Regions from separate parts of the Homo sapiens genome. Here region 2 is linked to region 1. Evidence: chromatin loops called from intact Hi-C (ENCODE). Cell type or tissue: K562. All regions are shown on one strand. Links, peaks and the distances in the headings refer to the core of each region. The heading gives the core; the rest is flanking DNA. Region 1 overlaps CFAP263 (cilia and flagella associated protein 263). Region 2 overlaps CFAP20 (cilia and flagella associated protein 20).

Region 1 (16,108 bases), core at 5,042-13,041:
AGGAGTGAGAGCACATGCAGGGGAAACTGCCACTTTAAAAACCATCAGATCTCATGAGAACTCCCTCACTATCATGAGAACAGCATTGGGTAAACTGCACCCATGATCCAATCACCTTCCACCAGGTCCCTCCTTTGACAAATGGGAATTACAATTTGAGATGAGACTTGCGTGGGGACACAGAGCCAAACAAAATCAGGCTGTAAATCAGAGGGCTCTGGAATGCTGCCCAAGGGGACTCTATTTGGAACAGAGATGGGGAGCTCATGCCTAAGAACTGTGTGGGAAACAATGGAGTTTTTTAAGGTAAGCAATTTAGAGGAGGCTGGTAGTTCCATAATGTTAGTAGCAGCAAGTAAAATAATAAACCAGCTATATGTTTAACAGAACAGCAAAAGAGACCACTAAGAAGAGCCCTCTGAGAGTTGGAGCAAGCCTCAAAGACTGGCAACACCTTGCCCCTGCAAAGGGTTCTGACTTTAATTGGATCAGAATGTAAAACAATTAATGTCTCAGGGTATTGTTGAAAGCAATAGAGCAATTAGCTAACAATTAATGAAGGCTGATGGCTGAGTGTGATGCCAATAGAGTAGACCAGCTGTAAGCTTAGTAGGAAGATGCAGAGTCAAAGAGAACTCAGCAGAAGCAACAATTATCCCTGGTCGTCAGGGCAATTGTATCCATGACTAAGGCTGTACCATGTGAGGAGAAACATTAGAGAGTACTAACAGCAGGGGAACAGATCTAGTTTACTGATCTAGTCCAGCCAAGTCACTAAACAAGTAACAAGCAAAAACAATGACAAGCCCAAGAAAGGGATGGGAGGGACCAATATCAAGAATTCCTATATCACCTAAAATATACAGCTTCCAACAAAAATTATGAGATAGGCAAAGAAATAAGAAACCATGATCCACCCAGGGAAGGCAAAATAAACTGCCTTTGAGGGACAGCAGATGGTGGACTTAGCAGACGAAGTCTTCAAAGGAGCTATTCAAAGAACCAAAGGAAACCATGTTTAAAGAATTAAAGTAATAATAATAATGTCTCATCAAGTAAAGAAAATCAACAAAGAGGTAGAAATTCATTTTTTAAAACATAGAAAATCTGGAATCTTTTCAATATGATGACTAAAATGAAAAAGTCACCACAGGAGATTGACAGCAGATTTAAGCCAGTAGAATAAAGCATCAGTAAACTTGTAGATTGATAGAGATTATGTAGATTGAGGGGCAGAGAGAAAAGAGAACCAAGAAAAATTAACAGTCTCGGAGAAATGTGGAATACCACTAAGTGTACCAACATACAGGTAATGGGAGTAACAGAGAGAGAAAAGAAAGAGAAAGGAGTAGAAAAAATTATTCAGATATAATGGCTGAAAATTTCACTAATTTGTTGAAAAACAGTAAGCTACACATACAAAGGGCTCAACAAACTCCAAACAGAAGAAATGCAAATAAATCCACACCCAGACTCATCATATTCAAAATGTTAAATGGCAAAGCAAAGAGAAAATATTGAAAACAGCAAGAGAAAACAATTCATTACATACAAGGGAAGCCCAACAAGATTAACAGCTGATTTCTTATCAGAAACAATGAAGGCCAGAAGGCAATGGGCTGAAAAGAAAAAAAACCTGCCACTCAAGAATATTATATCCTCAAAATGATCTTTCAAAATGAAAGCAAACAATCAACACACTCAGATCTTGGTTTCCAATGTCATTCTCAAATAAAAGACACCAAGCCTCCTTGGAGAAATGGTGGATTCTAGGACTGAGGCAGAAAATATCTAAGATGAGCCTAGAGCATCTTCTGGTGCCAGAAAGGAAGTGCTCAAAAAAAAAAAAAAAGCCATTAAGATGAAGAGATTCAAAGGGACACCAAATTCAACTGAAAGAGCTCCCAATGGCCAACCTGGAACAATTTGAGCAACAAAATAAATAATGTAATACAGTCATATGCCACAGAAAACATTTCGGTCAACAATGAACCACTTATGAAGATGGTCCCATAAGATTATAATGCCGTATCTTTACTGTACCTTTTCTATGTTTAGATATGTTTGGATACACAAATACTTAGCATTGTATTATAATTTCCTACAGCATTCAGTACAATAACATGCTTTTGTATGTAGCCTAGGTGTGTAGTAGGCTACACCATCTAGGTATACCATCATAGGGTACACTCTATAATGTTCACACAATGATGACATTGCCTAACAATGCATTTCTCAGAATGTATCCCCATCATTAAACAATGCATGGCTTATGATATTATAAGCCAACATACAAAACAAATATCTGGCCGGGTGCGGTGGCTCACGCTTGTAATCCCAGCACTTTGGGAGGCTGAGGCGGGCAGATCACGAGGTCAGGAGATCGAGACCATCCTGGCTAACGTGGTGAAACCCCGTCTCTACTAAAAATACAAAAAAATTAGCCGGGCGTGGTGGCGGGTGCCTGCAGTCCCAGCTACTCGGAGAGGCTGAGGCAGGAGAATGGCGTGAACCCGGGAGGTGGAGGTTGCAGTGAGCCGAGATCACGCCACTGCACTCCAGCCTGGGCGACAGAGTGAGACTCTGTCTCAAAAAAAAAAAAAAATCTATGAGTGGAAACTGATATAAATAAATGATGTTAAAAATAAATAAATGGAGGAGAATAGATAAATCTCCTATACAGAAGAATTCCAAATAAATTATGTGGAGCATAAATCCCCACTCCTTAAGTATGGGCTGTACATAGTGACTTCCTTCCGAAGAGTACGGTATGGAAAGGAGGGAGAGTAACTTCACAGTGAAGAAATCTATAACATACTATCCATCTAGGTGATCAAGGTTCACATCAATGATGAGTCATGTTGACAGTAGACTCCCTTGATATGATGTGATGTGAATGGCACTTTATGTCTGTGGTCTTCCTCCTCAAAACACATAAACCCCAATATAATTATGAGAAAAATATCAAACAAATCCAGTGGAGGAACATTCTACAAAAACCTGACAGGTACTCCTCAAAACTGTCAAGGTCATCAACATCAAGGAAATTCTGAGAAACTGTCTCAGCCAAGAGGAGCTTAAGGAGACATAGCAGTAAATGTAATGTGGATATCCTGGGTGGGATCCTGGAACAGTTAAAGGACGTCAGGTAAGAACTAAGGAAATGTGACAAAAGCACAGACTTTGGTTAATAATACTGTATCAATACTGGTTCATTAATAGTAATAAACACATTGTACTGATGTAAGAGGTTAAAATAAGGGAAACTGGGTATGAGGTATATGTTGGTTCGCTGTACTATCTTCACAATTTTCCTGTAAATCTAAAATTTCTAAAATAAAAAGTTTATTTTTGAAAAATAAAGGAAAAATAAAGACATTCCCAGATTAACAAAAACCTACAGAAGTCATTGCTGGCAGACCTGCCTTACAAGAAATACTACAGGAAGTTCTTCAAGCTGAAAACAAGTGATACCAGACAGGAATATGAAATCAACATTAAAAAAGTAGTGCAAATAAAATTAACTGTATAATAGGTAATTATAAAAGACAGTATAATTGCATATTTCTTCACTTAACTGATTTAAAAATCAAATGTATAAAAATACATATATAATTGTATTTGGGGAACTATAACATATAAACATGGAGTGCATTTGACAGTAATAGCACAAAGGAGGGAGGCTGAAACAAAGCTGTATTTGCATAAGAAACGCCAGATAGTAACTCAAATTCACAGGAAGAAATGTAAATAAAAAGGTTAATACGACAAACTCTGTAAACATATTTCATCTCCTTTCTTCTTTCAGCTTTTGAAATCCTCGCTCACACTATTTAAAAAATTAACTCAAAATCGATTATAAAACCTAAACATAAGAGCTAAAATTATAAAACTCTTAAAAGAAGACAGAGGAGTAAATCTTCATGATATTGGGTAAGGCAATGGTTTCTTATATATGACACCAAAAGCACAAGCTCAAAAGAAAAAAAATGGATAAACTGGACTTGTATCAAAATTAAAAACATTTGTGTTGCAGACAAAACTATCAAGAAAGTGAAAGAAAATCCACAGAATGGGAGAAAATATTTGTGAATCTTATACAGATGATCCTTAACTTACAATGGGTCACCTTAAGTTTTTTTTTTTTACTTTAAGATAGTGCAAAAACAATACACATTCAGTAGAAACCATACTTCGAGTACCGATATAACCCTTCTGTTTTTCACTTTCAGTACAGTGTTCGATAAATTACATGGGACATTCAACATCCTATTATAAAACAGACTTTGTGTTCGATGATTTTTCCCAGTTGTAGGCTAATGTAAGTGTTCTGAGCATATTTAAGATAGGCTAGGCTAAGCTATAATGTTGAGTAGGTCAGGTATGTTAAATGCATTTTTAACTTATGATATTTTCAACTTACAATGGGTAAGTTAAAAAGATAAATAACCCAATTATAAACTAAGCAAAGGACTTGACTAGACATTTCTCAAAGAAAGATAGACAAGTGGCCAATAAGCACATGAAAAGATGCTCCATGTCATTAGGGAAATTCAGATAAAAACCACAACGAGCTATCACTTCATAGCAAGTAGGATGGGCATTTTTTTAAAAAACTGAGAATAACAAAGATGTACAAAAACTGGAACCCTCTCATACATTGTGGGAATACAAAATGGGGCAGCCACTTTCAAAAACAGATTTGTAGTTTTTCTAGGTGTTAGACACAGAATTACCATGTATAACCCACAATTCCACTTTTAGGTGTATGTCCAAGAGAAAAGAAAACACGTCAAGGGAAAAGAAAACATGTATCCACAGAAAAACTTGTACCAGAATGTTCATATCAGGATGACTCATGATAATCCCTAAGTGGAAACCCAAATGTCCACCAACTGATGAATGGATAAATAAAATGTGGTCTATCTACACAACGAAATGTTATTCAGCCATAAAAATAAACAAATGATACATGATACAAGTGAACCTTGAAATGTTATTCCAAGTGAAAAAAGCCACTCATAAAAGACCACCTATTGTATAATCTCTTTTAAATGAAATGTCCAGAATAGGCAAATCCACAGAGGCAGAAAGTAGATTAGTGGCTGCTGAGAGCTGGAGGGTGGGAGTGGAGTGTGGGGAATGGAGAAGGATCTTTTCTTTTCTTTTCTTTCCTTCCTTCCTTTCTTTCCTTTCTTTCCTCCCTTCCTTTCTTTCCTTTCTTTCCTCTTTCCTTCCTTTCTTCTTATAAATAAATGTATTTAAGTAGTTTTTTTTGTTTTGTTTTGTTTTGAGACAGAGTCTCCCTCTGTCACTGAGGCTGGAGTGCAGTGGCACGATCTTGGCTCACTGCAACCTCCACCTCCTAGGCTCAAGCAATTCTCCTCCCTCAGCCTCCCGAGTAGATGGGACTACAGGTGCCCACCACCATGCCTGGCTAATTTTTTATTTTTAGTAGGGCGGGGTTTCACCATGTTGGCCAGGCTGGTCTTGAACTCCTGACCTCAAATGATGTGCCCACCTCAGCCTCCCAAAGTGCTAGGATTACAGCGTGAGCCACTGCACCTGTCCTGTGGGGAAGGATTTCTAATGGCTGCAGGGTTTTTTCCTGGGGTGATGAAAATGTTCTAAAATTATTGTGTTGATGGTTACACAACTCTGTGAATATATTATAATCCACTGAACTGTACACTTTAAATGGGTGATTATATGGCATATAAATTAAATCCCAATAAAGCTATTTTCAAAACGTTAACAAGAAAACTAAAATATACTAAGCAATGAATGTCAGGCTTTAAAAAAAATCAATTTTAAGTTTTACTTGTAATCTAATAACTATCAACACAAGGAAAAAATAAATAAGGACCATGGCAATTCTGCATTAAGAGAGTTCACAGGTTTTTGCTTTACCTTTGCTACTTGCCACTCTGTACTGAAATTGGGGGTTTTTTTCAGAAGGTATTGGTTGTCCATCGAGAAAATGATGTGCATGTTATGACAAAACTTAGATGTGAATAATCCTGTGGCTTTGGGGCTATTGTAGGCAAATTTGGGGCAGCACAAGACAATGACACTAATAATCATACAAACAGTTTTAGAGTTTGACAAAGCATCATTATATGTGGTCCTCTCTAGCCACTACAACAAGGGCAGTAGATCTATTTCACAGATGTGGAAACAGTCCTGTCTATTTAAAAGCTTGTTCAAGACCAGAAATTGGCAGCACCAAACCTGATGCCAGGCCTTCTGGTCATGAGTCCAGCACTCTTTCTCCTGTGCCCTCCCCAAAAAGTTCTCTTTGCATCATATCCTATGTGCATTTAAGTTAGGGAAATTCAGCTATCAATGCTCAGCAAAGTAATGAGAGAGGTAAATTGCAATTTACACAGGCAAGGAGCTCAGATGACTCCATTCACCTCTTCACACAGTGACCACAGGCCTTGGAGTGAGCCCAGGACAGAGGTCACAGGTCTGCTGTCCTTCAGCCGGTCTCTGCTGCAGGCCACTCAGGATGTAAGTGTACAGCCTGGGTATCGGCGAGATGTCGTATGGTTATGACCTCTCTCTCTCTCTCTCTCTTCCTCTCTCTCTTTCTTCTCTCTCTCTTTCTCTCTCTCTTTCCTCTCTCTGTCTCTCCTTTACATCAAACATTCTATTTTGGCATATGCACTTTTTTTCCTATCAGGTACATTACTACGGGCATTAAACATTTTTCCTGGGGTTGTAGACACGAAACATCGAATATTGTACTTTATGGGTCACTTAAGGAATTCCCAAATGTTATTTGGACTGTACGAAATTTTTGTTTTCTGAGCTGACTCTAGAACCCAACCCAGCAGTAAAATGCGACACACCTGGACTGTAGGTCTCCAGGTGCCACTTTGTGCTTTGATGGCCCAGAGCTATTTTGATTTTTATTGTCTAGGCTTTTCTAGATAAACCAGCAAGGTGGCTTAGATCTTGGTGGACCTTGACTCAAGCCCTTATAAACACAAGGAGACAAACATCAGAAATACCACATTTTGCTCTCTCCTACCTCCTCTACTTGTAGTGTTTCTTTTTCAATTTTTTCAAGTAGCTCTTTTCTCAGCAAGATCTCCTTGTCCAGATTGAGGTATATTTCCATTGCCTTGTGAAGCTTGCTCTGAAATATAACAACACAGCAAGTCTTGAGCTAAGATGACCTCTCAGAACCGCAGGAAGGGGAGACATCTCTTTGTTAACGAACAGAAAAGCAGGACCATCCAGAAAGTCCAAATTGCCTTTCTCATGGTTGCCCAGATTTTCCAAATCCTGATGTCTGAGAACTGGTGGGGGAGGAGAGGACCTTGGAGTCTTGGCCTCAGCTGGAGAGGCAAAGAAGTCAGGCACACGGGGACCTAAATCCTGCCCTACTACTCACTAAGGAGATCTCTGGGGAGGTCCCAGAACCTCTCTAAACTTGGGTCCAGTCACCATGTAGGGTTGTGGAGAGGCTTACAGGAGACAGCCTGGTAGAGTGCTGAACACAGTGCCTGGCACATGGAGAACATACGACAAACAGCTGCCATGACTATCTCATGTGGATGGAGCGTGGGGAATACTCCTCATGAGGTGGGTGCTACTGCTATCTCCATTTATAGGTGAGAGAACTGACCTTTAGGGAGGTAAAACCATTTCCCCAAGGTCACAGAGACCAGGGGGAGCCGGGAATTGAGCCCATACAGAGATTCCACAGCCCACAGGCTCCACCACCATCTCATCGCCTAACGAGGCCGGACCTGCTAGTTTTAGAGGAGTCCTGCAGGAGCACAGCCTTGCAGATTCCCACTGCATCATCTGCCCTTCACTGGCTTCTGCAGGCCCCACCCCTGCTTCTTAGATTGGCCCCCTTTTGACCACTCTCTGTCAGTGGGGAAGAGTCATCCAGAGGAGCTGGGATGTGCTTTGCTGGGCAGAGGAGTGGGCCAAGGGAAAGACGCAGTGATTTGGGGAGCTTGCTCAACAAACCCTGAAAACCCACCCACCAGGCACCAGTCCCTGCACCAAGCACTGGCCAGTGAAGCAAACTAGGCTCTGCCACCAGAAGGCTGGCTCACAGCCCGGACAGTAGGGGAGAGGCAGTAAAATAATTTCAAGAAGAAATGTAAGACTGCAATTGTGCCAAGCTGTGAGAATGCCAGGACAGTGGTTGGAGAAGGTTTTCCTGAAAAAAAAAAAAAAAAAAAAAAAAAAAAATATATATATATATATATATATATATATATATGCTGGAAAGAGAGCTGAAAGATTGAATCAGTATGTCTAGGTGAAGAGAGAAGAGAACATTCCAAGCTAAGGAAAGAACTGAAGAGAGGAGGATCTAATAGGAGCTGGGAGAGTGGGTAGAGAGCAGCAGGGCCACAGTCAAAGTGAAGGCAGGAGGAGGGGGCAAGGGCATTGCCCCGGGGTGTCAAAACAGAGGAGCCTAGAACCACCTGCCTGGGGGAACTTCTGGCACCCAGGGGCCATTCTCTTCCCCACTCCTATTTTCAGACCTCACTTCTTTAAGGCTCATTTCCTGTTCCATGTCCTGCATGAAAGTTGCTCTGCTAAGGAAAGCAAAAGTGAATGAGACCACACTGATGGGGTCAGACGTGGGGCCGGGGAGATGGGGCAGGACTTTGCCGCAAGTCCAGCAATTCAGGTGGGAGGAAGGAGAGTGGAGGGAAGACAAGCGGTCACCAACTTAGAGCGGCAGGGCAGGAAGGAATGCAGGTACAAGAGCAGCAGCGAGGCCATCACTGGCTCTGCCGGGGCAGGTATCCACGAAGGCTGATGAGAGCGAAATTGGTGATGCTGAGTCAAGATGTGGGTCCCTTGAGGAGGCCACTTCTGTAAAGGACTGCATTCACTTCCTATCGCTACATAACAAATTACCACAGACTTTTGTGGCTTAGAGCCACACCCATTTATTATCTCACAGCTTCCATAGGCCGGAAGTCTGCGCACAGTGTGGCTGGACTCTCCCCCATGGTCACATCTGGCTGAAATCAAGGTGTCCGCCCAGAGCTGTGGTTCTTGTCAAGGGCTCAGGGTCCTCTTCCAAGCTCACTTATTGTTGGCAGAAGGCACTTCCTTGAAGCTGTAGGACCAAGGCCCTTGTTTTCTTTTGGGCTGTCAGCAGGAGGTCGCTCTCAGCTCCCAGAGGCCCCTCTTGAATCCCTTCCATGTGGCCCCTCTGTCTTCTAGCCCACAATGGAGAAGACCTCCTCCAGCCATTTCTCCTCATGCTTCACATCTATGACTTCCTCTTCCAGAGAAACTCTGTTCTTTCAAAGGACTCGTGTGATTAGATCAGGCCCAAGTGGGTGATCTCCCTGTCTTTAGATCAACTGTGCCATACAGTATAACCGAATCATTGAACAGAACAGAACTTAACTGAATCCATCATATTCACAGTCCTGGCCAGAGATTATACAGGGTGTAGACACCAAGGGCCAGGGATTCTTGGGGACATCTTAGAATTCTACCTACAAGGCCCCAGATCACTAGTTTACAGGCAGTCTGGAGTGACTCATCGCAGCTGTAGTCACATGCTTACATTTTACCAGACTCCAGCAGGCAGGGCTTGAGGGCATAAAGTCAGAGAAAAAGCTGCCACCTTGACTCAGGCTCACACATGAAACTCACAGAAGAGAAGAGCCCATTTCTGCCTGGTGCTGTCTAAATGCTGTACCCTTAGCACTCAGCCCAGTGCCTACCCTTGTGGAGGTATTGGTACTTTTGGTATAGAGGACAATTATTCTGCATGTCTTTAACAAGGTTTCACACTTCAGTGTTTGATATTTATTTCTTTATTTTCATTTTCTGATTGCTGGGAGAATGAATGTTTCATATTTATATCAAAGTGGCCCCTCCTGTCACCCTCCCACCCCTACCAAATACACACCTGTTCTGCAAGCAGTTCATTCGACAATATTGGCTAAGCACTTGCTTTAGCCAGGCACTGTCCTTGATGCTGGGGACGCAACACTTACTAGACAGAGCACCATCCTGGTGACACAAAACTTGCCTCCAAGAGGTGAAGAATCTTGCCCAGATGAAGCACCTCCCGCAGCAGAGCCCCCATTCAAGCACAGGCAAGGTCTGACTCCACAACTCAGTTGTTCTGCCTCCATTTCCCCCAGGAATGGCTCTCACTCTGCCCACTGTGGCCTGCGCTGCTGATCTCGGATACTGCAAGCAATCTGCACTGTGTGTTTAGACCCATCCTAAAGAGATCAGGCCCTGCCACCTGGCAGTTTGATTTTAAAAATCAGTAGCTCCATTTCCAAAACCCTTGGCTTTTCCCCCACAGGACCAGGCAGGCCCTGTGCTGCTTAACTGATTCCACAGGATAAGATCGAGGTCCAATGTGATCAAGTACAACCTGCTCTCCAGGCAGTGAGGGCCTGGAAGTCACAGGAACTGGCTTCCTCTATAAATAACAGTGATCAGATAAGCTAAAAACTGATGAGAGAAGCTAAAAGTAGAGGATCTGTTGGATGTTTATGACACATAAATTTCAGAATGCCAGCACATTGTTTTCTACGTACTTTATGCTGGAAAAGGCAGTAGAGTGGGATACACACTGAGTTAGGTGGGATGCATACTGGACTGGGAGTCCCAGCTCTTTTTTTCTTGAGACAGAATCTTGTTCTGTTGCCCAGGCTGGAGTGCAATGGCATGATCTCAGCTCACTGCAACCTCTGCCCCCAGGGGTTCAAGCAATCCTTATGCCTCAGCCTCCCAAGTAGCCGAGATTACAGGTGTGCACCACCACGCCCAGATAATTTTTTGTATTTTTAGTAGAGACAGCGTTTTGCCATGTTGGCCAGGCTGGTCTTGAACTCCTGGCCTCAGGTGATGTGCCTGCCTAGGCCTCCCAAAGTGCTGGGATTGCAGGTGTGAGCCACTGCACCCTGTCTACTTTGCATCTTTGACCCCCGGTTTTTTCATTTGTAAAAGGAAAATGTTGAACAAACATAAACTTGGTCTAAAGACATTCATATTCACATTTTTAAACTGTGTGGGCCAAACAAAGCCCACCTGCGAGCTACCTAAGCCCACAGCCACCATTGCCACCTGAGCACTATGCGAGGGGTCGGCAAAACTTTTCTGTAAAGGACCAGATAGTAAATATTTTAGGTTTTGCAAGCCCAGAAGCAAAATTGTGGGTATTGTGTACTTATATTAACAAGAGAAAAAAATCCTACCAATGTTTTATTGATTCAATTCAAAATATAAAAACTGAGTACAATACTGTAGAATATAGGTCTACTAATGAGAGAAATGGAATTTCTGGGGGAAGAAACCAATTTTGCTTCATTTGGTTTCAAGTTAGTGTTTTCTATAATCAAATTGGTTATAAAGGTTCTTCTGTAATATCATTCTTAGCTCACAGGGCAGTGGGTGGGGACACACTGGCCTGCAGTTGCTGAATACGGCATTAGATGGTCTCTAGCAGGGTGACCAGATAGCCTAGTCTGCTGGGGCCAGGCCCTTTGTGTGCCTATAGTCTCTGCTTAATTATTAATAGTGCCTCTTTTCCCTCCCAAAAGGGTTCTGTTTGGATGATAAATTATTTAGTAGTTTTCTGATTTATAGCTAAGACTGCTTTCTTTTGCAAGGTTTTAAGCAGGAAAGTGCTTATAATGTGCTCAAATTAAACAGGGCTCTAAATGTGGTTAGTTCTCAAAACTTGCCATGCATAAAAATCACTTGGGGAATTAGTAACAGCAATAAAAAACAAAATAAATAAGAGGCATGGCCCTCACCTCCTAATTCAATTAGTCAGGGTGAGACTAAGCATCTGTCTATCTATCTATCTATCTATCTATCTATCTATCTATCTATCTACCTATCATCTATCTATATGTTTGTTTGTTTTTTAAAGAAAAACTCTGGTTCTCATGCACAGCCAGGGTTGTGGGAGCATTCAGGGAATTTTAGGACACATGGCTTGACAGCGAGGGGGCACCCAAACGCTGTGTGAAACTGGAATGCACAAGAACCTCCCTGTGGCCAGAAAGGTGAGTGTGGAAAGCCTTGGGGGAGCCCTGGGTATCAGGGATGGCCTTACTTTGTAGGCATTGAGAACCTGCAGAGTGTTTCCAGATGACAGCTTTAGCTGGGTCAGTTCTTGATTCCTTGCTTCAATTGTCTCAAGAAATTGAGCGTTCTCTATCTTCAACTGCTGAAAATCAACATCGTGAAGGGCCTCACTCACCTCTTCCTTCTACAGCTCAGAAAGATGAAAGAAAAGATGATACGTCAGTTGTGATTCTGAATGTATGGCTCACATCTTGCAACTCTTGACAAGACTTTGGAGGTCAGTCATCATTCAGTCATTCAGCAAACACATATTGGGCATCTGTTTGGTCCCAGGCATGGTGTTAGGCACTGGGTGTAGAGATTTAAGTAAATACAATGTTCCCTGGCCCCAGGCAGTGCATATGAGGGTTTACCAACAAGCCATTGACTCAACAGTGTGGTGCAGTGCGATGTGTTGTTCGGGGGGCATGTGGGGGAGTGGGGGCAGAGGGCACACAGAAGTCCCTAAGCCAGGCCAGGGGAGGAAGAAAGACCGAGTCACGCACAGAGGGCATCCCACAGTGGGTGTTGCCTAAACAGGACCATGAAGGAAGAGTAAGAATCAGGCCATTTAAAAGTTGTTTTTAACATGAAAAACCCAGGACAAGCAGCCCACCGATTTCCCCCTCCTTTGATCATCTGATATTTCTGCACTGCAGTGCATGAGTGTATAAGGTTCCCTCCCTGACCTGGCCCACTTTACCAGCCCTGCCAGGTCTATGCCATTTTATATCTGTGGTAGACAACAGCCCAACTTGGGAACTGCTGTTCCTCACTCCCATGCCTCACTCATGCTGTCTGTGCTATCTCCTGGGATTCATCTTCTTCCCCTTCCCAAAACAACACAACTTCCTTAAGCCCCAGTACAACCATTCCTCCAGCTCCAATGCTCCCAACCTGTTTTCCACACCAGAGGGTGATCCCTCTCTCTGCTGAGCCCCTGGAAGCTTTAGCTCTGTGGTCCTTGGTATGTAGCTTCTGTATACAATTACACATATACACCTTTTCTCGTGACACTGCTGCCCACTAGTCTATGAGCTCGCAAGGGCAGGGCCCGTGTCTGTGTTATCTTTGTGTAGCAGCGGCATTAAGGTTAAAGATCATCCATCTACTCCCCATCTCCAGCTTAAAGCCCCTCTTCCTGATGCCCATGCTTGCATGAACCTCCAAGTACCAGGAACTGATGATCTGCAGACAGTTCCACTGGGACCACTCACGGCAGAATTTTTTCTTGCGCTGAACTCAAATCTCCTTCCTTGACACCTCCATCCACAGCCCCAGCTCTGCTCTCCCTTCCTGCTGCAGCCCTGAGCACTTGGAGACAGTGGCTGTGGCCCTCCTGGACCCTCTCTCCTTGGGCACATCAGTCCCAGGCTCTTGGATATGGTTTCTATTCCTGACATCTGGCTTGCTCTCCGATGTGAACTCTAGTTTACCAATTATTTCAAGGGTGGGGCTCACCTTGTGACATGACACTCCAGGTAGGGGCCGCTCAGACAGAGTAGAGAAAGGCTACCCCTTCCTTGGTCTGGGCACTGTGTTTCTATGAACGCAGCCTAGGCCATAGCATCACCACCACCTGAGCTGACTTTATCAGGTACTCTACAGCTAAGCCATCCTGTACCTGAACAGATATTTTGGGGGATCAAAAGTGCAGGGTGTTACATTTGTCCTTCATCACTTCATGCTGTTAAATCTGTCCCAGCTTGGTGAGGTCTTTCTGGATCCCGAGTGACTCAAGCAATAGTCCCCCAACATGTTAATTCTCCTGCCCAGTTTTGTGTCCTTGTCAGTAGCCCCCTTTGATGAGCATGCTACCAGTGCCCAAATTCAAGTTAATAATAAAAATATTGAGCTAGGAAAGGATGGAACCATGTTTGCCTTACTGCCTTTCATCAGGAGCCATTAGGGTCAGCTGATGGCGATGCTAGACACACCAAAGCACATATAACTGTGCCACCAGGCCATATTCCCAGAAAGGGCCAACAAGTATGTCTTGAGGGTCTTTTAAATTCACGCCAACTCTGTCTACAGAAAACCTCTGATTTGCCTGCACAGTCATCATATGAGTTTCCTGTTGCTCCTGTAACAAATCACCACAAACCTCGTGGTTTTAATGCAAATTTATTATCTTACAGTTCTGGAGGTCAGGAGTCTGAAATGGGTTGGGAGGCTCAAATCAGGATCTCAGCAGGGCTGCATTTCTTCCCAAGGCTCTAGGGGAGACTCTGTTTCCTTGTCATTTCCAGCTTCTAGAGGCTGTCTGCAGTCCTTGACTCCTGACCCCTTCTCCCTCTCATGAAAGCTCATCACTCTGATCTCTGCTTCTGTTATCATAGCTTCTCCCACCCTCCTGCTTCCCACTGATAAGGAGGGAGATTATATAGGGCCCACCCAGGTAATTCAAGACCATCTCCCCATCTCAAGATCCTAAATTAATCACATCTGCAAAATCCTTTTTGCCATGTAAGTTAATGTATTCACAGATTCCAGGGTTTAGGATATGGATATTTTGGGGTGGGGGTGGGAACCTTATTCAGCCTACCACAGTAACCTTAAAAAGAAACAGAGAGAGAGAGAAAAAGGACCACATACCTGCCTCAATTGTAAAAGCATTTTTTTCCTCTGAACTTTGAGAGAAACATTTTTCAAACGTAATTTCTCCTTCATATTATCCTAAAACATAAAGGCATATTTTAATGCATTTAATCCATTTCTCTCCTTTTTCCCATTGGTTTGAAAAGTGGATGGTTCTGGGGCTGCAAACCAAACCTTGAGCCCTAACATTCTGTCACTTATTTTAGGTCCTTTTACTTCTACTCAAGCTGGGGCTGGTATGACATTTCATGACCAAGAAGCAGAGGACACTGGTTTTGCACCATGCAAATTTTATATTGCTTTCAAATTCAAGATTATTTGGGTGTATGCTACTGTAGGGGCCTTTCCTGACAAAATGATCTTACGATTTTTTGGTCTTGTATTCCCACGGTAGTTTACATAATTTTTATTACTGTTAACATATTAGGATTAGTAATAACCCTACCTTGTCTCCAGGATCTAAAGCTTGACGTGTTGTAAAAATCTCTGGAAATGAAGGTTACCCCCCAAATTCTCCTTTTTTCTCATAACAGCCCAAGGTCCATCTCCTGATAACAAAGGATCTCAAAGAGCTTGAGATTCACCCAGTAATCCCAGCACTTTGGGAGGCCAAGGTGGGTGGACTGTTGGAGCCCAAGAGTTCAAGACCAGCCTGGGCAACACAGTGAGACCTCATCTCTATAACAATTTTTTTAAAGGTTTTTTTAAAATTTTGAAAAAGAGATTTACCTGTCCTACTCCACAGTCACCTCTCTAGATAGGCTGGACCAGACCAGTCTCATACCTTTCTCAAGAAAATATATCAGATCTTGAAACAAATAACAAAACAAAAAACAGAGATCAATCTGAGGTACTGTTAGTATACCTCCTGCCTGGCTGGTGTTAGCCTTGATAAACACGCATTTATTTATTTATTTATTTATTTATTTATTTATTTATTTATTTATTTTTTCTGAGACGGAGTCTTGCTCTGCTGCCCAGGCTGGAGTGCAGTGGCATGATCTTGGCTCACCGCAATCTCCGCCTCCCAGGCTCAAGCGATTCTCCTGCCTCAGCCTCCCGAGCAGCTGGGATTACAGGCACAAACACCTCGCCCAGCTAATTTTTGTATTTTTAGTAGAGATGGGGTTTCACCATGTTGGCCAGGCTGGTCCTCCAGCTCAGATGATCCACCCGCCTCAGCCTCCCAAAGTGCTGGGATTACAGGCATGAGCCACTGCACCTAGCCATAAACATACATTTTAAAACATGCATATACACATACACTTTCAGGGATGCAAAGAAAATCCGCATATGTGGGCAACATTTATGGTGGACCAAAGGGAGCTAGGCTGCTTCACATGGATGATTTCCATAACATCCCTGTAAGAATGTTTTTTCCCTTTCTAAGCTCTGTCTGCCAACTTACCCTCCGGCG
Region 2 (15,965 bases), core at 1-8,000, 140 kb after region 1:
AAGCTAATTTTGTGTTTCTAACTCTTCTTATTTAGACTCAATTGAAAAATATTTAGAATTGAGGATTTTTCCCCTCTTGGGGCAAGGGAAGGAAAGAGAAGAAAAAGGAAAGTTTGGGGCCGTATCCCTCAGCTTTGTCGTGTGTGCTTTTTCTCAGCTATGTCTGCATAAAGTGCTGGAAATTCAATCCAGTAGGGGGAACACTGGGAATTGATGTACTTATCAAAGATTTATTGAGCGACAGCTTAGTGACAGGCTTTGTGTAGACTTGGGAAGATAGAGAAAATATTTTTCCTGCTGCCAGGGACTAAGGCAAAGTTGTAATAAGGACAGAGTTTGTGGGGAGGTGAGGACTGTCTACATTTAGCTAGACATGACCTTGACTTTTGCCAGTAGGTATATATTGACTGTGGTACCTATTTATAGTTATTTTTATTTCAGAAAACTTTGTTGTTTTCTTTCATGAGTATATATAGAGAGAATTTCTGTTCGGTTTCTATGAAGAATCTTGAGAAATTTGGTTTGACTTTTGTTTAGGCTCTGTCTGCATAGAAGTGAACGCTGTATTCACAGTACCAGTGAATTTGCAAGCTTCCCTTTTGTGAAGATGGCTTGTTCGTTAGTGTTTGTCACACCGGCAATTTATTTGACTCTCTGAAGCTCACAGCCCCTCCCCTCCATCTCATCCTTCCAATCTCAACTTAAACATTCTTTTCATTGAGAACTTGAGTTAAGCCTCATGGGTGTGCCTGTGGCTGGCAGTTTTCTATTGTAGATCGTCCACTGGACTGCAGGTTCCTTAAGCAGAAGAACAGTACCTTACCGAAAAACCTCAATGCTAGGGCGTGGTCAGACACCTTGGATTTGCATCCTGGCTGTGCTGTGTTCCAGTTGTGTGATCTTAGCTATGTCCTTAACCATTCAGTTTTCTCGTCTATTTCTCACGGTTATGAAGATTCAATGAAGCTGTATATAAAGTCCTTAGCAACAGAGTTACAGTATATGTAGTCATGCACCACATGATGGCGTTTCAGTCAACGACAGACCTTACACATGACAGTGGTGCCATAAGATTATCATGGAGCTGAAAAATTCCTGTCGCTTAGTGACATAATAGTTGTTCGTTAAGTCAAATGCATTACTCGTGTTTGTGAGTAGGTGTAAACCAACCTACTGCACTGCCAGTCATGTAAAAGTATAGCATATACAATGATGTTCAGTGCCTAACACTTGATGATAAATGACTATGTTACTGGCTTATGTATTTACTATACTCTTTATCATTATTTTATTGTATTTTATTTTTCTGAGACAAGGTCTTGCTGTTGCCCAGGCTGGAATGCAGTAGTGCAATCAGGGCTCACTGCAGTCTCCATCTCCTGGGCTCAAGCAATCCTCCCACCTCAACCTCCCAAGTAGCTGGGACTACAGGCCCTCACCACCACACCTCACTAATTTTTGTATTTTTGTAGAGACGGGGTTTCTCCATGTTGCCCAGGCTGGTCTTGAATTCCTATGCTCAAGCAGTCCTCCTGCCTCAGCCTCCCAAAGTGCTAGAATTACAAGCATGAGTTCCCGTGCCTGGCCTTATCATAATTTTAGAATGTACTCCTACTTAACAACAAGAACAAAAAGTTAACTGTAAAATAACCTTAGGCAGGTCCTTCAGGAGATATTTCAGAAGAAGGCAGTGTTGTCATAGGAGATGACAGCGCCATGTGCGTTATTGCTCTTGCAGACCTTCCAGTGGGACAGCATGTGGAGGTGGAGACTGTGATTGATGTTAATGATCCTGACCCTGTGCGGGCCTGGGCTCATGTGTGTGTTTGTGTCTTAGTTTTTAACAAAAAAGTTTAAAAAGTTAAAAAAAGAAATAGGAAAAACCTTATGGAATAAAGATATATAGAAAGAAAATATTTTTGTGCAGTTGAACATTGTGTTTTAAGCTAAGTGTTATTACAAAATAGTCTAAAAGTTTTTAAAATTTTTAAAGTTTATAAAGTAAAAAAGTTCCAGTAAGCCAAGGTTAATTTATTATTGATGAAAGAAAAATATTTTTAATAAATTTAGTGTAGTCTGGCCAGGCACAGTGGCTCATGCCTGTAATCCCAGCACTAACTAAATAACTAAAGCACAGTGGCTCATGCCTGTAATCCCAGCACTAACTAAATAACTAAATAAAATAAATGTATTGTAGCATAAGTGTATTGTGTTTACAAAGTGTTCAGTAATGTCCTAGGCCTTCACATTCACTCACCACTCACTCACTGACTCAACCCAGAGCAACTTCCAGTCCTGCATGCTCCACTCATGGCCAGTGCCCTATCCAGTTGTGTCACTTTTTATCGTTTATACAGTACTGTACCTTTTCTATGTTTAGACACACAAATACGTACCATTATGTTACAGTTGCCTACAGTATTCAGTACAGTAGTATGCTGTACAGATTGTAGCCTAGGGGCAATAGGCTATACCATATGGCCCGGGTGTGTAGGATGTTGTACTGTCTAAGTCTGTGTAAGTACACTCTGATATTCACACAGCCATGGAACTGCCTAATGAGGCATTTCTCAGAACGTAATCCCATCCTTAAGCAATGCATGACTGTAGTTAGTACTTTATAAGTAATGACATACAGAATTAAATATGGCAGGGACTGAGGAATTTGCTCAAAACTAAAATAAGATGTTTGAACTTAGCCCACCATCCAGATTTCTAGGAATAGGAAGTACTGTAAAACCAGACTCCTGAAATGAGAAGAATTTAGTTGTTGCACCGTGGCTCGCCCAGCCCTAAGCCCTTAATGTGGCTCTAAGGCCACATAACCCATGCTCTGGCACCTGCTTCACTTGTTCTCCAGGCGGGACTCACTTCACCCGGTTCCCCCTCTTAGTAGTAGCCTCCTACTGAATTGAAGGAAGTCCTGTTCTCTCACCTTCAAGCTTTTGCACTTCCTGGTCCTTCTGCTGGGCGCTGCCCCTCACCACCCCACAAGCCTCACTCCCATCTTTTCATTAGGCTCCAGTCACAGTTCAAAGGCCTTTCTCAGAGTGACCTTCCTTAACTCTTCAGGGTAAGTTAATTTACTTCTTTCTTATCACACTTGACATTATTAGCTTCTTAAGGTCTGTATTCCTGGCTATACAGTTTCCTGATAGAAGCTTTTGTAAGTTTCTAAACCAACAGCTTAGAAGAAATTAGGGGTTTCTTTAATGTTACCTTGACATCTGGGACCAGCAAATCTTATATTTATTAAAAGACTCTTACGTTTAATGTAAACATTACTTCTGGTTGTAAGGAAAATACCAGGAGGTTCTGTTCCCACTTATACTTGTGTAAAACATGCTGTAATTTTCAGTCTTTTTTTTTTTTTTTTTTTTTTTTTTTTTTTTTTGAGACAGAGTCTTGCTCTGTCCCCCAGGCTGGAGTGCAGTGGCACGATCTCGGCTCACTGCAGGCTCCACCACCTGGGTTCACGCCATTCTCCTGCCTCAGCCTCCGGAGTAGCTGGGACTACAGGCGCCCGCCACCACGCCCAGCTAATTTTTTGCATTTTTAGTAAAGATAGGTTTTCACCGTGTTAGCCAGGATGGTCTCGATCTCCTGACCTCGTGATCCGCCTGCCTTGGCCTCCCAAAGTGTTGGGATTACAGGCGTGAGCCACTGCGCCCAGCCAATTTTCGGTCTTAATGGTAGTAATCCTGGCTGGGCGCAGTGGCTCACGCCTGTAATCCTAGCACTTTGGGAGGCCAAGGCGAGCTGAGGTCAGGAGTTCAAGACCAGCCTGACCAACATGAAGAAATCCCGTCTCTACTAAAAATACAAAAGTTAGCCGGGCATGGTGGCACATGCCTGTAATCCCAGCTACTCGGGAGGCTGAGGCAGGAGAATCACTTGAACCCGGGAGGTGGAGGTTGCGGTGAGCCGAGATGGTGCCATTGCACTCCAGCCTGGGCAACAAAAGCAAAACTTTGTCTCAAAAAAAACAAGATAGTATCCTAAAAGTACATGAGATGAGATTGCATTAATTCATGAAAACGCCTTTGTCTGTCTTTCCTGTCACCCTGTCTTTCTCTCAGCTGCTGCTGTTTCTCCCCTACTCCAAGACTAAATATTAGACCAGAGTCTTCTGCTGTTGCTGGATAGTGTTAGATTCCCATGTCCTGTTCTAATTTTAAAAATAAAGTCTCTCTTCAGAAAAAATTTCCTACATTCTAGTTTTTAGTTAGCATGCCTTGTTGATAAAAATTAAATTGGTGCTGTTTTCAGTAGTAGAATTGAGTGTATTTGGACATAAAGGTGGTAAAACTTTTTTTCTGACTTGGAGAATGTTCTTCATTATTCTGAGTCAGGTTTTACTGTAATTGAACGAAGACATGGTTTTTTGGTTTTGTTTTTCTTTTTTTTTGAAACAGAGTCTCGCTCTGTCACCCAGGCTGGAGTGCAATGGCACAATCTCAGCTTACTGCAACCTCCTCTTTCTGGATTCAAGCAATTCTCCTGCCTCAGCCTCCTGAGTAGCTGGGATTACAGGCATGCGCTACCACACCCAGCTAATTTTTTTGTATTTTTAGTAGAGATGGGGTTTCACATGTTGCCCAGGCTGGTCTCAAACTCCTGATCTCAGGTGATCCTCCCACCTCAGCCTCCAAAAGTGCTGGGATTACAGGCGTGAGCCACCGCGCCCGTCCGAAGACATGGGTTTTAATTACACTTGCCTTTTCTTAGCTGTGCACATAATTGTCCTTACGCTGACTTAGGGGTTGTTGGTGTATGCCCAGAGTTGCTTGTCTGCTGTCTGGATAGCCCCTGTCAAGTACAGCGAAGGGAGTGAAGCCTTTGACCCTTGGAGCCTGGGAGTCTGAGTCGGAGCTATGCTCAGTTCTCCCCACAGGGGTCTCCCTCTGCCTAATTTCTGTCTGGGAACCCAGCCCTTAACCCAGTGCAGGAACTTTCCTGCTGAAATGGACAGCTCTAATGGTTTAATGTAAATTAGAGCATGTGTCATTAAAGCTAGGATGCCAGATGGCTGAGGGTTCAGCTGCCTGCCAGGCTGAGTGGGTGGGGCCAGAAAAATGAAAGTTGGGGGAGGGAATGGATACAACTCATGTTATTTTTAAAGCAGTCATAGAAATATACAGCATCCACCAGCTCCCTCCCTATCCCAGTAGTAGTATTTTTTTTTTCCCTCAGCTTGACCCACCTCCCTGAGGCTTACATTGCGGGGAGGGAGAGAAATCGGTGTTCTTTATTAGTTGCCCTAGCAACCATGGAAAGCCTGGGAGAGTGATTGTAAGACTGGCCTGAAGCTTTGGTCACCTCTGTTGTCTGCAGAGGCAGAGAACCATTATGATCTGTAATTGCCAGTAACTGGATTCTGAAGCTCTTTGAGTATCTCCAGCTCATGGGCAGGGGAGGGGAAATTAATGAAATAAAACAATATTGGCTTTAGATTTTTATTTTTATTTTATTTTTTTTGAGGAATAAAGCACTCATAGGCCACACTTTGATAGTGGGAATGTGTCATGAATGAAAAAGAATTAACAAATCAAAAACAGTCGGCTCTTTGTGATCTAGAGAAGGACAGAACATGTTAAAACCTGCTTCCGCCATGAGCAATAAATGCTGAGCAGTTCATTTTATCTTCATCCCAAAGCCACGCCTGCCCAGTGACCTCTGAACTGGAAGGAGCTAAGGAAAGGACGTTGATACTTTCTGAGACATGTATCTTCCTGTATGCTGTTTTCAGAAGCTGGTTTTAGGAGACGGTTGCTTTCCTGGAAGACCTTTATAATATTAGGCAATGACAGCCACATGGCCAGGGTGGTGGGGAGCCTTTGCCCCAAATTGCCTGTCGCCTCTCCCCTTTGATCCTAGTTTTAGAGCCTAGAGAAGAGGCTTTGGGAAATTACCCTCTAATGCACATATCTGATTGATCGCCCTTACCACCTCCACGCTACTCTTTTCCAGTGAGTTTGTATTTGCAGCCCTTTAAACTTAATAAAGGAGAAAAATCACAATTCACTAACAAATCCACTTAATTTGATTTCAAACCTCTGGAGACTTTTCACATGGGGATACTTGTGTTTTTCTTCATCGGGGGTTAAACAGTCTCTTGGGGAAAAGCTCTGTTTAGTTTGTCTTACCACCAGCCAGGTTCAAAATCTAGAGAGACTGATGGGCATTCCTTCAACAAAGTTGCCTTGACCCCTCCAAGTTCCCTTGTTTTGTGGAATACATTCATTCATTTTGTAAAACTTAAATTTGTGAGTGTGTTTGTTATCTAGTAACACTGGGAGAAAAAGAAATCTCTTTAGTAATTTATTGAAAATCCAACTAAAAGTTAGCTTGCCTCTGGGCAGAAGTGCAGGAATACTACAGTCTATCCAGCTTCCAGCCTGCATTGGCTTCTGTGTGCATTGTACGGCTTTGTTTTCTTCTGTGAAGACCTGAATAGGTCATATCTGCTGGAGTTCCAGGGAAGTCGTAAACTTTGAGATGGGCAGAAGGCAGATTCCCTAACATTTTCTCCCTGTGAGATCTGGCTGGTCTTTCTGGAACTGAGGGAGGCCTCTTGTTGACACTGGCCAGAGAGAGCTTGAGTGATGTGAAATTTGAGGGCATGCTTTAAATAAGGGTGGATCAATAGCAACATGTTGCTTTTTAGCAATAGCAGTTTTCAGGCCCAAGTTACTTCTTAATCCTGTCAATTTAACTGTCTATTTGCTCTTTGCAGTTTGTCCCGTTTTAAAGAATGGTTATGTTATTGAGAATAATTAGTGGTGTGTTATAAAAGTAGTGTTTGCATCTTGTTGGAATACTGCCAGCTCTTATCAGTAGGGCTGCTCGCATTAGTTGGAAATGATTTCTTCATTAATTCCTTCTTCACTGAATCTGCTTGGTTTTCCACAGAAAATACAGGAGGAATATCGCCACTTAGGTTGGGAACATGAGATGGCGAGTGAGGTGGGCACTTAGGTTGGGAACATGAGATGGCGAGTGAGGTGGGCACTTAGGTTGGGAACAGTAGATGGCGAGTGAGGTGGGCACTTAGGTTGGGAACATGAGATGGCGAGTGAGGTGGGCACTTAGGTTGGGAACAGTAGATGGCGAGTGAGGTGGGCACTTAGGTTGGGAACATGAGATGGCGAGTGAGGTGGGCACTTAGGTTGGGAACAGTAGATGGCGAGTGAGGTGGGCACTTAGGTTGGGAACAGTAGATGGCGAGTGAGGCGGGCAGTAGTGGCGTATTCTGCACAGACCCAGGCCTTTGTGCTCTTAATCTCCTTGGAAAGGGGCCCAGAATTCAAAGCAGGAGGGCATTGAACATTGCCAGCTTTGTTTGAGAATCGTTTCAATGTGACGTTTTGTGTCTTGAGAGCCTAAGAAATGCTCCATTGGCAGGGATTGGGGTCCCGTCTAGCCCAGTATTCTGTCTCTGACAATGGGCACCCATTTGTGGAAGCATTCTTCATGCTGGCGGCCCTGTGGGCTTTGTGATATGCCCCAGATCTCTGGCTTCCTATAATAGTCCACGGGGGATGTGTTATCCAGGAATTTTTAAAACCCTCCTTGAACCTATTCATATGTGCCAGCTCTTAGGGTGACAGATTCCAGAAGTCAGCAAATATTTGAACGCTTAGTTTATGGCTAGCACTGTGCTAAGCATTGTCGAAGATAGAAATGATGCTTCATAACTGGTCTTGGCTCTTGCTTGAGCTTATTCTTTTTTAAGGAGACAAGACTTGGTTGCAGTTGTGGAAAAGGTGGGCAGTGACATCAGATGTCACCTTTAGAACACCAGGCAGACCATGAGTGGATCAGACTCACAGTGACAGAGCTCACAGAGACTAATGTCTAAAAACAGAAACATATTATTAATAATTTATGTTGAAAAATAAAACTACCAGACCCAACACTGATTTATCCCCATATGCAAGTCTAATAGCCAAATCGTAATCAGCAGGCTGATGAGTGAACAAGAGGAGCTTTAGTCAGTGTGATTGAGTCATTGATTATGGCAGCCTAACACAGCCCTTTCCACAAAGAAAGACCGTATGTTTGTCTTTCTGATGTCTCCTGTTCTAAACCTAGTTGATCTTTTTCATATGTTATTCCATTCAGCCCTAATAGTCCAGCCTTGTTTTTTTGTTTGTTTGTTCATTTTTGAGACAGGATCTCACTCTGTCGCCCAGGCTTGAGTACAGTGGCACAATCACGGCTCACTGCAGCCTCGACCTCCCAGGCTCAGGTTATCCTCCCACCTCAGCCTCCTGAGGAACTGAGACGATAGGCACGTGCCACTACACCTGGCTAATTTTTTGTAGAGATGGGGTTTCATCATGTTGTCCAGACTGGTCTTGAACTCCTGAGCTCAAGCAGTTCTCTCGCCTCGGCCTCCCAAAGTGCTGGGATTACAAGCGTGAACCACCATGCCTGACCCCAGCCATGTTTTTTTGGTTTTGTTTTTTTTTTTTCGTTTTTTGTTTTGTTTTTTTTGAGATAGGGTCTTGCTCTGTCACCTACTCCTCTAGGCTGGAGTGCAGTGGCACAAACACAGCTCACTGCAGCCTGGACCTCCTGAGCTCAAGTGATCCTCCCACCTTAGCCTCCCAAGTAGTTGGGACTATAGGCACACTACAGGTGCACGCCACCACACCTGGCTAATTTTTTGTAGAAACAATGTCTTACTATGTTGCCCAAGCTGATCTTGAACTCCTGAGCTCAAGCTATCCTCCTGCCTTGGCCTCCCAAAGTGCTGGGATTACAGGCATGAGCCACTGTGCCTGGCCCCAGCCCTGTTTTGAAAGTGCCTTTGCATATCTCTGTTCTGTCCATATTAGTTGCTTAAAAGTTTAATGCTTGAAGATAATTGTTCTTTCCTAAATATTTTGAGAGGAGGAATCTGTATTGAATATTGATTCCTCCCCATCATCTACCTCCTACATATGCAGCAAACAATACAAAACAATGTAGGATGAGGTGCTAAATTATGTCGTCTAGACAACATGAGCCAGAAAAACAAATCAGAGAAAAGAGAGGTCAGTGTGGGCTGAAAATGCTAAAGAAGGCATCTGTGTGTGGCACAGATGGGAATTGAATTCCTGCTTTAAAAAGTAGAAAATTAGGCAAAAGCAGATAGGGAAGCATGAAGCAGGATAACTCCAGGGGAGGAATGCTTTCACTTTTTGTTGCTGCCCTCCTCAGTAACACTCAGCTTTTCTTTGGCTTTTCTGGCCAAAGAAATATACAAGGCAGGACGGGCGCAGTGGCCCATGCCTGTAATTCCAGCACTTTGGGAGGCCAAGGCAGGTGGATCACAAGGTCAGGAGTTCGAGACCAGCCTGGCCAACATGGTGAAACCCCGTCTCTACTAAAGATACAAAAAAAAAAATCGGCTGGGCATGGTGCTGCACGCTTATAATCCCAGCTACTCAGGAGGCTGAGGCAAGAGAATCGCTTGAACCTGGAAGGCAGAGGTTGCGGTGAGCCAAGATCGCGCCATTGCACTCCAGCCTGGGCGACAGGGCGAGACTCCGTCTCAGAAAAAAGAAAAAAGAAAGAGAAAGAAAGAAATCTACGAGGCAGTATGAGGCAGTGGAAAGGCTGCTGAATCCTTAGTCTCCTACTTAGGGTTTGGCATTTGCAGTTCCGGGGTGCCAATGTCCACATTTGTAAAATGAAAACAGTATCACCTGCCTTGTTGTTTTTATTGTGTGAGGCTTAAGTGAGAAGGGGATGTGTGTGATATTCCTGGTGCATAGTAGGCATTCAGTAGATATTAGCTGAATCTAAATTGAGTTGATGTATTTGGGGAGAAGTTTCCCCAGATTTAGGGATTGCCAAGTTACCTGGGATTCCCTTGGTGGTTGGTGTGACCCTGTCTAGAGGTAATAGCTTGGCTTACTTACATATAAGCTTCAGTGTGCTGTGTCACAAATTTCTTTGTACGCCTCTTGGGCTACCGTGGTTTTCTTTAAATAGTCCTATTCAGCCTTGTCAGATATTTCAGTACTAATCGAATTTTCTTTCTTGTAGGTACGGAATGGCCACATCAAAAGAATCACTGATAATGACATCCAGTCCCTGGTGCTAGAGATTGAAGGGACAAATGTAAGGTAGGTTGCCACCTCTGTTCTCCCAGAGACATCATATACTAGGGAGGCAGTACGTCATAGAGGTTAATAGCACAGACTGCGGAGTCAGAGTGCCGGATGTGAGTCTATCTCTGCCACTTAGAGCTTACCATGGGCAAGTTACTGAATCCCCCAGACCTTAGCATACTCATCTGTACAATGGGCAGAATAATAGTACATTTTCCTTATAGGGTTATTGCGAGGAGTAAATAAATGAATATATATAAAACACGTAAAGCCTTGCTTAGCACATAGTAAGCACGATGTCAGTATTAGCTATATTATTAACCAAAGTGTGTGTTGGGGTGGGGAGTGGGCAGTGTTGTACAGCTCATCCAGTGGGTGGACAGTGTGGTTTTCAGTGCCATAGAGGTCTCAGTTTTGGTTTTCTGTCATTCGATGGCTCCCCTGGACCAGAATTGAGGTCTTCTCTCACTGGAGGAGCTTCTAAGATCCACTGTCTGGCTTTGTTTTTCAGATATTTTATTGCTGCTGTCTAGTCCTGTGTTAAGCTTTTGTTTCTGGGTCCAGCGTTTGTTAAAGCAGCCGCTGACTTAGGGCTGAGGGATTCACTGGGTGGCGTGTCTGAATCTTTTAGATCTGCTTTCCAGTGTATCCTCTTGGACCGTGTGTTATTGTTGTGCATACCACAAAGGAAGAGAGTCCAGGAGTGTGTTTATTAGTATTTCCTCTCTCTACAGCACCACATATATCACATGCCCTGCAGACCCCAAGAAGACGCTGGGAATTAAACTTCCTTTCCTTGTCATGATTATCAAAAACCTGAAGAAGTATTTTACCTTCGAAGTGCAGGTAAGTATGTGTACATGAATGTGTCCACTCTTGGCTATACCAAAGTGATAGCCTTTGAACTGATGGGAAAAAGTGACCCTACAAAGTATCTTTATCCTTTTGCATGTATTCTTTTCTGCTTCTAGTATAAGCCCAGTGCAGTCCTTGTTATGTAAATTTGATATTAGTAATAAAATTTAATCAGGTTTTTAAAGAAACAGCACCTAGAAAACCTAGTAATTTCAAAGTGTCAGAGTTAGCGTGGTATCCATTTGGGGAGTGATTATTTAATAGTGGGTGGCTGTTCTGTTTTAGTATTTCTGATTTTTCAAAAGGAAGAACATTTATATACTCTATGGTCTGAGAGCCTGCTGACTGTGTTATATGTCATAAGCAGCTGGTGTTGTCTTGGCAACAAACAAGATAAACTTGCTACTTCCGGGCCATCTGCATGCAGTGTATGACCTGTGTCTGGTCTGTTTATTTTCCTCTAAGTCTCAGCCTTGGGAAAGCAAGCTGTGGGAATTCAGGTCCTTGTCTGGACAAGGTTGTGTGCTTCTTCCAAGACAGAGCTAGTGTGATGCTTCTTCTCTGTATTTCACAGGTACTAGATGACAAGAATGTGCGTCGTCGCTTTCGGGCAAGTAACTACCAGAGCACCACCCGGGTCAAACCCTTCATCTGCACCATGCCCATGCGGCTGGATGACGGCTGGAACCAGATTCAGTTCAACTTGCTAGACTTCACACGGCGAGCATACGGCACCAATTACATCGAGACCCTCAGAGTGCAGGTACTGCTCCTTTCCCAGATAGAGCCCTGGGTTGGGGATAGGGCACACTGCGTCTAATATTGGCTTGTGGCCCACATAGCAGAACAGTGTGGGTTTCTGGCTTCAGTTGCCACACTGTCCAGGGAGCTTTGGCCTCACAAAGGTCCAGGAAATATTCAGAAGTCGGGTCAGGTATAGAGGTGAATACAGCAAGTAAGACCTCCCTCTTGCCAGAATCCATCCCTAAGACAAGCCAAGGAGATGCCGGAGATGACGCGTTTCCAGTCCTGGAAGAGGGCCTCTAGAAGATTCAGGAAAAGGGGGAGAACAGTCACATTTCGCCTCTCAAAAGAAGCATTGCCTTGACAGATCCATGCAAATTGTCGCATCCGACGGGTTTACTTCTCAGACAGACTCTACTCAGAAGATGAGCTGCCGGCAGAGTTCAAACTGTATCTCCCAGTTCAGAACAAGGCAAAGGTAAGCCAGTCTTCCCCAGAGGAAGGTCCACCAGTGAGTGGGGGGAGCTGTGTTCCTGGAAGGTGCTCTGGTCTAAGAATTCAGCTGCAGAGCCTCTCTGTGTTGACACTTTGGGGTGCCTTTATATCGCAAGATCTTAGGTCTCCTTCCAGCACTGAATCAGGAATGCTCCTGTGAAATACTCTGTTACTGCTGTTTCCCCTCTCCACGGTGAGAGGGGATGAGGCACTTCCTACTACTGGCTCACAGAACTTCAGAAAATATCTTAACTTTTTTTTTTTTTTGAGATGGAGTCTTGCCCTGTTGCCCAGGCTAGAGTGCAGTGGCACGATCTCAGCTCACTGCAACCTCTGCCTTCCAGGTTCAAGGGATTCTTGTGCCTCAGGCTCCTGAGTAGCTGGGATTACAGGCGCCTGCCACCATGCCCAACTAATTTTTAATTTTTATAGAGACGGGGTTTCACCATGCTGGCCAGGCTGGTCTCAAACTCCTGACCTCAAGTGATCCGCCTGCCTCGGCCTCCCAAACTGCTGGGATTACAGGCGTGAGCCACCGTGCCCAGCCCCATCTTAACTCTTAATCAGCCCAAAAGTATTATCAGCTGATAGGTCCCTGCTAACACAAGGGTGGGTGCTTCCCTGCCTGTGTGCTGCAGATGTGTGTCCATTCTCCACAGTCACTGTCCACTCAAGTGTCACCAGAGGCAGGGGGCCTGTGACACTGACCATCTATTTTCTAGTAACTTAAACTGATGCCACTTCTCTGTTTTTTCCCTTCAGCAATAACTGGAATTGTGACTCGAGGGATAGACCCCTGGATGTGACTCTTCTTTTTAAAAGGAAACTATGTGGAGGACGATGCAAAAACATATTTATCTTAGTTTGCTCTGCTGTAGTTCTGTTATTTATACTTGGTGTTGCTTGTCATGGACACCGGTGAACATGCCGTAACTCTGTGACTGCATTGTAAGTGCAGTGGGGGTAAGCAGTCCTGTGAGTGGCGCATGAACGCTGGAGCTTATTCCGCCGCCTGCCCCAGTGTGGGGGGAGATACCTTTACCATGAACTTACAGAATTAAAGATGGCCCATAAGGAATTCCAGACCAATATTTCTTCCTGCGGTTTATTCTATGTTTTATATATTATCTAAATATATGTATATGCTGTGTCATACTCATAATCTGGAAATGAATAAAGTGATATATTCCTGGTTTGTAAATTTGTTCCTAGTTTGTCTTTTTTCATGGTGATGTTTGTTTCCTTTGTGATATGAAAAGAGAACTATTTCCATTGAACATCTTATACATTTCATGCTGTGAAATGTCTTGTATTAAGTATCTAAAGAACAAGACATATTATGCAGCTGACCCTTGAACAACACAGGTTTGAACTGTGCGGGTCCATTTATATGAGGATTTTCTTCCACCTCTGCCACCCCTGAGACAACAAACCAGTCCCTCCTCCTCTCCCTCCACCTCCTCCTCTTCCCCTCCTCATCAATGTGAAGACAACAATGATGAAGACCTTTATGATGATCCACTTAATGAATAGTAAATATATTTTCTCTTCTTTATGATTTTCTTAATAACGTTTTCTGTAGCCTACCCTATTGTGAGAATACAAAATACAGTATGTAATTCATACAAAATATGTGTTGAATGGCTGTTTATATTATCAGTAAGGGTTCTAGTCAACAGAAGGCTATAGTAGTTAAGCTTTGGGAGAGTCAAAAGTTATACATAGATTTTTGCATAAGGGGGTCGGTGCCTCTAACCTCTGAGTTGTTCAAGGGTCAACTGTATAAACTGGTTCAGAACAACTTTGAAGACTAAATGGGAAAAAAAAAATAGTATGTGACCAGTGGAATCATCTTGCTAGGGGTTGGGTCCTAGGTTGAGCTTAAGACAGAATGACATAGTCTAAATTGCACCTAAAGCATTGGAGCAGATCACCATTTCTCTATTTGAGTTCCCGCTGAAGTACTACTGGCCTTGAATGTAGGGACTTAAAGAAAAATGTTTCTTTTTTTGAAACGGAGTCTCACTCTGTCGCCCAGGCTGGAGTGCAGTGGCAACATCGCAGCTCACTGCAAGCTCCTCCTTCTGGGTTCACACCATTCTCCTGCCTCAGCCTCCTGAGTAGCTGGGATTACAGGCGCCCGCCACCACGCCCAGCTAATTTTTTTCTATTTTTAGTAGAGACGGAGTTTCACGGTGTTAACCAGGATGGTCTTGATCTCCTGACCTCATGATCCGCCCGCCTCGGCCTCCCAAAGTGCTGGGATTACAGGCGTGAGCCACTGCGCCCGGCCAGAAAAATGTTTCTTTAAACGCTGGAATCGCATGAGGGAACTGGAACCTTACACCACTTTTCCCACTGTGCTTATTCTGGGCAGATGCCTGTTGAGTGGAATGACACTGGCACTATTGCCTGCTTTTTTCTTTTTCTCTTTTCTTTTTTTTTTGGTTAGGCACAGATGAATTTGCAAAAGTTAAGCACTGTATATGATACAACTCTACCACATGCAACATTTCTGAGGGGAAAGCAATTTGAGGGCAGAGAAAAGCACTTATCAGCATCCCCCTATTAGGTGGTGTCCTATATGATCTTGAAGGACACACAACTAATACAGTGATTACCTGGGCAGAATGATTTTGTTGTGTTTTTTTAAATCACTTGTATACTCTCTTCTACTATTAAAAAAAACAATGTTTTTGGCCAGGCGTGGTGGCTCACGCCTGTAATCCCAACACTTTGGGAGGCCAAGGCAGGCAGATCACTTGAGGTCAGGAGTTTGAGACCAGCCTGGCCAACATGGTGAAACCCCATCTCTACCAAATATAAAAAATTAGCTGGGTGTGGTGGCGCGCTTCTGTAATCCCAGCTGCTTGGGAGGCTGAGGCAGGAGAATTGCTTGAACCTGGGAGGCAGAGGTTGCAGTGAGCTGAGATAGTGCCACTGTACTCCAGCCTGGGTAACAGCAAGACTCTATCTCAAAAAAAAAATTTTTTTTGGAAAGACATTTTTGTAATAAAAATTTCAAAGTTAATGCAAGAGCAAAAGGCTATTCCAGATTCTGTGCCCTCCCCAGTCACTCCCCGGGGTTTGCTGTCATTGCACAGACTGGAACTGTGGGCACCTGCCATTTTGACTTTGGTTAGAGGTAAAAACATTAAGTTCTGGGATTTGTCATTACCATTGCTGCCTTCTGAGAAGTTAAATGGCAGGAAGCACGCTTTCCCCACATCCGTATCCTCCAGAGTATGCTGTGGGGAAGCATGGCCAAGTCTCTGAGGAGGCAGGGGCTACAGGAGGTGGAGAAGTGGAGGGGAGGGTGCTCCACAGCTACCTGATGAGACAGTTGTCAAGTGCCTGAAACTCAGGTGGGCGCAGTTAAGACAACTTTCCCCTTTTTCCTTCTGCTGGTGACCAGCCTGGAGCCACCTTCTGGAGGATGCTGCCCCTCTCCTTTGAGTCCCTAGTCATCAGCATCACAGAACACACCCCCTCAGCCCAGGTGACAGAGCCTGCTCTTGCAGGGCTAACTCTGGTCAAAACTGAACGTCGTCCTGCTTCCCTGTGCTTAGCATGTCAGCATCCCCCTCTTAGGCAGTGTGCCTGTCTCCTTCACTTTCTTGCTTACAATAGGAATCCTCAAATGGCTGAGTGGGTGGAGGGGTGGGCAATAACCAACAGAGTGTCTAGCCTCTGGCCACTGTCTAGTGAAATCTTCCCTCCAATCCAGACTCGATTATGGCATGAAAGATGCTTTTGTGATGACAAGAA

What was found. Hi-C counts contacts between places; a loop is a spot of excess contacts. Peaks named below come from ENCODE experiments on the same cell type or tissue, not always from the same donor. Only the 100,000 strongest peaks of a DNase experiment are listed, where the experiment ranks them.
Region 2: a loop joins it to region 1, with 1.8 times the contacts of the local background. A loop is called at or near these places in 2 of 110 quality-filtered maps.

What each region holds. Positions count from the first base shown.
Region 1 is chr16:58,258,515-58,274,622 of GRCh38, reverse strand. It overlaps CFAP263 (cilia and flagella associated protein 263), which reads right to left. Exons shown (of 9, transcript NM_014157.4): 4 at 16,100-16,108; 5 at 14,689-14,769; 6 at 12,083-12,238; 7 at 7,037-7,144. Among named protein-coding and RNA genes, the nearest start is that of CFAP263, 17 kb to the right of the region's middle. RefSeq lists an enhancer at 9,384-9,678. In K562, for the core only: no CTCF peak of the experiment used is centred there; DNase peaks (open chromatin) are centred at 8,862 and 9,532; H3K4me3 peaks cover 448 bases.
Region 2 is chr16:58,111,025-58,126,989 of GRCh38, reverse strand. CFAP20 (cilia and flagella associated protein 20) reads left to right here. Exons shown (of 6, transcript NM_013242.3): 2 at 10,039-10,118; 3 at 10,838-10,949; 4 at 11,533-11,721; 5 at 12,070-12,180; 6 at 12,960-13,398. The coding sequence ends at 12,965. Among named protein-coding and RNA genes, the nearest start is that of CFAP20, 10 kb to the left of the region's middle. In K562, for the core only: CTCF peaks have their summits at 999 and 4,895; DNase peaks (open chromatin) are centred at 4,919 and 5,669; H3K4me3 peaks cover 259 bases.